2 separate regions of the Homo sapiens genome follow, and region 1 is linked to region 2. Evidence: chromatin contacts called from ENCODE Hi-C or POLR2A ChIA-PET data. All regions are on one chromosome and are shown on one strand. Each heading gives the region's core, a stretch centred on a gene start or an enhancer-like site at or near the end of the contact. The rest is flanking DNA. Distances are from core to core; before and after follow the strand shown.

Region 1 (3,521 bases), core at 13-2,512, 200 kb after region 2:
GGGAGCCAGGCGTTGCAGTGGCAACTCTCTGCCGCTAGATGCCGCTCCCTCCCAACGGGAGCCGGGCGCGGGTTCGTGGCCGACAGATGGCGCCTGCGCGTTCCATTCGCCTCCAAGTCGCCGAAGAGCGAACACCCCAAACAATCCCGAAGCGCCACCAAAAAAAAAAAAAAAAAAAAAAAAAAAAAAAAAAAAAAAAAGAAAAAAAACCCCGCCGGATCCGACCGCCACTTTCAAAACCCCCCACCGCTCTAGAACCGCGGGAGCTTCCGTCCCTGAGTAGAATTCGAGGGTGTAAAGAAGAGGAAGGGGAAAAATATCTTGTACCAGCCCAGGGGTGAAGAAGCCCCCGGCCTGAGAAAGAAGGAGGAGTGGGGGAGGCGAACAGTCTCGTTGCTGCCTCTGTGTACGCTGAGGGGGGAGGTAAGTTATAAAATGGCGGAGGCGAAGCTTCTAGAAGTTTGGAGGGGCACCCGGAGGGCGCTTGGCCCACCGTGAGGTGTGTATGATTGAAACAGGGCGAGAGAGAGGAGTTGGGAGGGAAAGAGGTTGGGCACTCTGTTGCCATTGAATTTCCCCTCTGCTTTCTTCGCCCCCATGGGGGGCAGCCATGGAACGGGGGGCAGAGTCCAGGCGGGAGGATCTTTCTCGCCCCCGCGGCGCCCCCCGCCCTCCTTTCTCCCTTCTCCCCCCAAGTCGCTACCCCAACACTTCCAAGGAACTTCCAGCCCCCCTTCCTCCCTACCTCCTACTCCTAGAGTGGCTTTCTACCGCAGGGCTCTTCTTTTCGACTACCCTCGCTGAAGATTTTCTCTTCCTTCCCTCGCCCAACTCTCCCTCGGGGCCTCTACGGAGACCCCCCCCCCCCATGGGTGGCCCAAAATGGAGAACGCGGAGCAGCGCAAGATGGAGGCTCCGCTTCTCTGTGTAGCAGTAGATTTAGGTTCCTTTTCTCCGGCAGGCTCCTAAGCCTAGGAGAGCCCGAACTGGAGGTGGGGTGGGGTGCGAGCCGTAGTCGGGGGAGGAAAGCCGGGAGGCTGTGGTTGGGGTGGGGGAGAGCGCGGTGTCGCGGTGAGGGGAAGGCAGAGAGCAAAATGGTGGTGCTGGGAACCTAGGGGGGAGGGGAGAAAGGAGGCTCAGTTGTGTATATTTGGGCCTCGGACCGAGGGAGGCGAGGGAAAATCTACTCTGATCACACCCCTCCCTCGTGCCCCCTCCCTTCTCCCTTCCCCTCCTCCCTTCCCTCCCTCCCCCCTCCCTCCCTCTCTTCCTCCCTTCCTAGAGAGGGAACAACATTCATGTGACGGGCCCCTCTGCTTCTCCCCCGCCCCATCATCTCCAGCGCGTGGTGGGGGAACTGCTGGGGAAGGCGATTGGCATCGATCTCTCCATCCCTTCCGAGGCCCGACTTCGGTCAGTTTTCTTCGGGCAACAATTTTCTAAATTGGCTGGGGTCTGGCGGTGTTGGCCCCCGCGCGCAGACCTTGCCCCGAAGGGGGCCCTGCCTGCCTGGCATGGGCGGAGGGGGGAAGGGCGGGAGTGGAAGGCTGTTTGTTGGGGGGTTTTGGCGCCACTTTTGTTTTAGTTTTAGTGCTGCTTTTCATTCCCACCCCCACCCGCACTGTCTTTCTCAAGGCACGAACTGAGCTGATCCTTGCCCCAGGTAGGCAGCCTGTGCGTTTTCACTCCACACTTTTATTCTTGCTCGGGGTCGACTTTCTTTTTTCTTCTCCCCTGGATCCGGAGATCTGCGGACGGCGATTTTGGGACGAAAAGGGTCGGATGGGCCGTGGGAGAGAGAAGGTGTGGGAAACAGCATCAAGTAGTTCCGCAAAACTTTGAGCCCCGTTCCCATTTTCTTTTGGCCTAGAATTGTGAACGTATTGTTGATTTCGGCCTTTTTTTCCCCCCGTCGCGAGAATGTCTTGTTTTGCCTTTAGTTTTTTATAAACCGCTGTACTTTCGACATTTAGTTTCCGCTCCCCCTTGGTGCATATGTCATTTTATTTTTAATCCTTAACTGTAATGGGTTATCGTGTGATTTTCGTGCTTCAGTGCTCGGCTTTAATTTTTAATATTGTATTAGTAGTTTCATCCGGTTTGTGAGACTTTCTCTTCCGTGGCCTAGAATGTTTTTTATGTTGTTGCCTACCACCCCTCTTCCCTCTCCCTCCTTCTTTCTCTTGGATGTAGTTTTTAAATTGAGGGCCATGGTGTTGGATTAAATGGTAATTTACAGTTTACATGATATATCTATTGGAAACTTTTGATCTGTAAGGTTAGATTTAAAGTAAACGAGGCGCTTGTGTTGGTTTGCAATGGTTCCTTAAAATGCGCGGGCCACCCCCTTCTCCCACCATAAAGCCCCATCTTCCCTTCACACTGGAGTGTAAATTCCATACCCCTTTTCTCCCACGGACCGCCGTATTTCGCAGCAGCCACACCCTGTATTTGTCTCTGTGGATTGGACTCATTATCAGCTTAATTTAGTGACTCTTAAACCACCATGATGGGACTTGCTTAAGCACGAAGCTTCTTTTCCTGTTTAGTCCTAGTGGTTAGTGTCGAAAGAGGAATCATCGAGGTTTCTTGATGAAACCTAGTGCGGTCCAACCTCTGCCTTTTTTTCTGTTGTCTTTTTTCCTACTCCGGGCTGTTGGCGGTGTCAGCACCGCTGCTGGGGGCGGGGGTGGAGGGGAGAAAGAGTCGGGTTACCGAAGTGCGTCATTCCTGGCTCTAGCAGGGCCTGCTCGGGAGCTGCTGGTGTTTGTTACTGTCCTCGCAGCACTTTTCTGCCAACCTTCTCTCTCTGCGTATTGGTTAGGAGCAAAAGCAGGAGGCGGTCTCCTAATTCTGTCTGTAGCCTAGCGCGTTGCGTTTAAGGGTATATCTGAACTTATTTTGTTAAAAAAAAGGCTCTGGGAAGTGGATGCATTTGTTTAATGACATATAATTCAGGTAGTTTAGGCTTGCTCTCATATACTTTCCGATGAACAGTGGGGTTAATTTTCAACATTTTCAACCACTTAACGTTAAAATGCCTGGTTTTCTTTCTACATTGATATCAATCTATAATTAGGGATCAGAAGGACCAGTTTAAGGTATATAAGTGTTCAGCAGTTTTTCAAGTGGTTGAATTGCAGTTTTATGACACATTATGTTAAATAGTCGATTTTTTTTTTTCATTTTGAACTAAGGTGCCACGTTAAGTAAGTTAATTGCAGATGTTTAAGTTCGTTTTCATCACATTTCCCTATTTGTCTTTTTAGGTATAATTTTAAATATGCCCTTTGGGTTTATGGACTTCATTAAAATTCTTAAAGATGGTTATATCTTTGTGTTTAACTGAATTCTTAAATTTATCACCTACCAAAGAATTGTGTAAGGCGTAAGGCGGCTGTATAGTTACATTGTTGGATTTTGACTTAACATGCTAGTTTTTGATACTTTTGCTATCTTTGGGTAGAAGTGTACTTAGAGAACATAGTATCTTCCTCTTAATTCTTTTTGAAGATAATAAT
Region 2 (3,210 bases), core at 213-2,712:
TCCGTCTCCCGGGTTCAGGTGATTCTCCTCCCTCAGCCTCCTGAGTAGCTGGGACTACAGGCTCGGGCCACCATGCCCAGCTATTTTTTGTATTTTTAGTAGAGACAGGGTTTCACCATGTTGGCCAGGATGGTCTCAATCTCCTGACCTCGTGATCCGCCCACCTAGGCCTCCCAAAGTGCTGGGATTTACAGGCATGAGCCACAGCGCCCGGACTATTTTGATTATTTTTTAAGAAAATTTAATTTTATTTCTGATTATTCTAAAAATTTGAAAATTGGCCTTGCACTTTATGTCTGCGTATTATTTAATTTTTCTAGTCTTTTAAATTAAAATTGGCAAAAGTAGTCCAGGCACGGTTCCTCATGCCTGTAATCTCAGCAGTTTGGGAGGCCAAGGTGGACAGAGGCCAGGAGTTAGAGACCAGCCTGGCAAACATGGCGAAACCCTGTCTCTACTAAAAATACAGAAATTAGCCGGGTGTGGTGGCGCACCTGTAGTCCCAGCTTCTCAGGGGGCTGAGGCATGAGAATCGCTTGAACCCAGGAAGCAAAGGTTGCCGTGAGCTATGATCGTGCCACCACACTCCAGCCTGGGTGACAGAGCGAGACTCCGTCTCAAAAAAAAAAGGAAAAGAAAGAAATGGCAGAAGTATATGTCCACAATAATTCTAAGTTTTAAAAAACTTGTTCTTCACTGCAGATATTTTGAAAAACACTATCTAGAATGGACTAGATAACATTGAAGTTATTTGTTCTTTAAAGGTTAGCTAAAATTGGCCAGGAGCAGCGGCTCACACCTGTAATCCCAGCACTTTGAGAGGCCGAGGTGGGAGGGTCACTTGAGCTCAGAAGTTCAAGACCAGCCTGAGGAACATAGTCTCTATTTTTTTTTTTTCTAATCAAAGCATTAAAAAAAAAAAAAAAAAAGGTTAGCTAAAACTTAGCTAAAACCCAACTAGACCTGGTGACTCTCCATTCTCTTCTGTGGTTATTGCTCTTTTCAGGTTCTCTACTTCTTGGGTCAATTTTGGTAGTTTATAGTTTGCTAGGAAACCAGTCATTTCTTCTACATATTCACATTTGTTACCCACAATAGTTTCTTAAAATTTTTATCATATGGCTGTGTTTTTATCGACTTGCTCATTACTAATATTTTTCCCTCCTTTCCCCTTCTTTCCTTCTTTTTTGTTTTTTTCTTCCTACCTTAGGCTAGCTGACAGTTTGTCTATTTTATTAGTCGTTTCAAAAAAAAAAAAAAGCCAAAAAACACCTGCTTTAGGGGCTGGGTGGGAGGGTCCAGTCCAGGGTAGAAAACTGGGTTAGTTGAGAGTCGGCAGATGAAGCCAGTGTGAGCCGAAGGAAAGGAGCGGCGGAGGCGGCTCAGCGGACTCAGCCCTGCCAAGGAGAATTCCTAGGGCGGGACCTAGAGTTTTCCGGGCCCCATCTTCCGACGTCGCCGCCCCGGATGTCATCTTATCCTCCTTTGTCTCCGCCTCCCCCCTCTCCTCCTCCCGCGCTGGGCTCGCGGTGCCTGGTTCCTCTTGGAGCCGCTTCTTCCGCCGCCGCCGCCGCCGCCGCCGCCGCCGCCGCCACTCGGTTCATCCTCCTGCACCAGATGGCCAATCGAGTGATCAGGCTGTACACAGTGGTAGTCAGTCTCAGGACCTCAACTGAAAGCACAGCTAGAAGGGCGACTTTCACAGGGTCGGTTAACAAAAAGATTCTAGAGCCATTATCGCACTCCATGGGTCTTTTTGTTGCTGGTGCTTATGGCCTTCCCATCATGTGTTCCCTGTCGATGTGCACTTTCTGGTATGGATAGACACAGGACACCTCTGTATGACCTCCCTATTGAGCAAAAGATGTATGGAGAATCAAAAATTGAACACAGTATGACATACATTGGCCTTATATTGTTAAAGCCATGGAGAACCATAAGGATGAGCTTACCACCATTTCTGTACTGGTTGGAACTTTCAGTGAGTCAAAAGAAGAGGAATACAGGAAACTCTACAATACGTAGCTAGTGCAGCACTATCCAATAGAAAGATAACATGAGCCAAAAATGTGAGCTATGAGTGTCATTTTGAATGCTCTTGTAGCTACATTAGAAAAAGTTAAACAGGTAAAATAAATCTTAATAGATTTATTATTATTATTAAGTCTCGTTCTGTGGCCCAGGCTGTTGTGCAGTGGCACGGTCTCAGCTCACTGCAACCTCTGCCTCCTGGGTTCAAGCAATTCTCCTGTCTCAGCCTCCTGAGAAGCTGGGACTACAGGTGCATGCCACCACACCTGGCTAATTTTTGTATTTTTAGTAGAGACGGGGTTTCACCATGTTGGTCAGGCTGGTCTCAAACTCCTGACCTCAGGTGATCCACCCACCTCAGCCTCCCAAAGTGTTGGGATTACAGGCGTGAGCCACCGTGCTCGGCCAAATCGTAATAGATTTAATATTATATATCCAAAATAGATCATAATCAATTAATATGAAAAATATGAGATATTTTACTTTTTTTTTTGCATTCTAAGTCTTTGAAATCTTGTCTGTTTACACTTACAACACATTTCCAATCAGATTAGCTTCGCTGCATTCCAGGTGCTCAATAACAACCACCATTTCGGACAGTGCAGTTTCTTCTATTTCTGCCATTGAGGTCAAAAGTTCTGGACAGTTACTCTGCTCAATCTTTAGGAGAGACTTAGAAATATATTGACTATCAAGCCAGGCACGGTGGCTTACGCTGATTTTGATCTTGGGGGACACTCAAACCTCAAACTAATAGAATGTTCTCTTGTTTTCTAGCAGGAGTAGCCCTTTTAAAATATGAATTGATTACAAATTTCTTCCTCGTTTAGGGCAGTGGAAGAAAGGCCAGCATGAAAATATGTTGATTTACAGTTCCCACCATGGCAGGCAGCCCTTTAAATGCTACTTGTTTTTTGCCTAATATATAATTTAATAGATCCTAAATATCCACTCTTTGAAAATTTGTGCACATGTATTCCACTTGAACAATTTTGCAAATTGCACAGAGACACAAAACGGTGGAAGCATTAATAGGTTGAATTTACTTTTTTAAAAGCCAGCTTTTGGGTTTTGGCTCTACGCATTTTTGTTTATTTTTGTGATAGAAACAGAGAGGCATTACTCAGATCCCACTTCATGAAGGCTCTCACTGTCCAGCTTCAAGGAGTTTGGTTAGCT

The links. A loop is a pair of places that touch in the nucleus more often than their neighbours do. ChIA-PET counts read pairs that join two places held with the same protein, here RNA polymerase II (POLR2A). Pooled maps may share reads with other maps.
Region 1: a loop to region 2 is called in a pooled map, with 9 times the contacts of the local background. The contact joins the promoter of STAG2 here to the enhancer-like site in region 2. A Hi-C loop is called at or near these places in 7 of 50 pooled maps. POLR2A ChIA-PET finds 5 or more read pairs at or near these places in 7 of 52 experiments (A549, Caco-2, GM12878 and 4 more).

What each region holds. Positions count from the first base shown.
Region 1 is chrX:123,960,444-123,963,964 of GRCh38, forward strand. STAG2 (STAG2 cohesin complex component) reads left to right here and starts at 1,263. Exons shown (of 35, transcript NM_001042750.2): 1 at 1,263-1,413. STAG2-AS1 (STAG2 antisense RNA 1) reads right to left here and starts at 898. Exons shown (of 2, transcript NR_130770.1): 1 at 746-898. RefSeq lists enhancers at 1-144, 843-892, 2,321-2,420, 2,511-2,770 and a silencer at 1,213-1,352.
Region 2 is chrX:123,763,674-123,766,883 of GRCh38, forward strand. It overlaps the pseudogene MEMO1P4. Among named protein-coding and RNA genes, the nearest start is that of THOC2, 32 kb to the left of the region's middle. Within about 2 kb of position 1,463, at least 20 of the 41 ENCODE cell types and tissues checked have a DNase peak (open chromatin) inside an H3K27ac peak, as active enhancers do; they include HCT116 and OCI-LY7, where a contact is called at or near this core.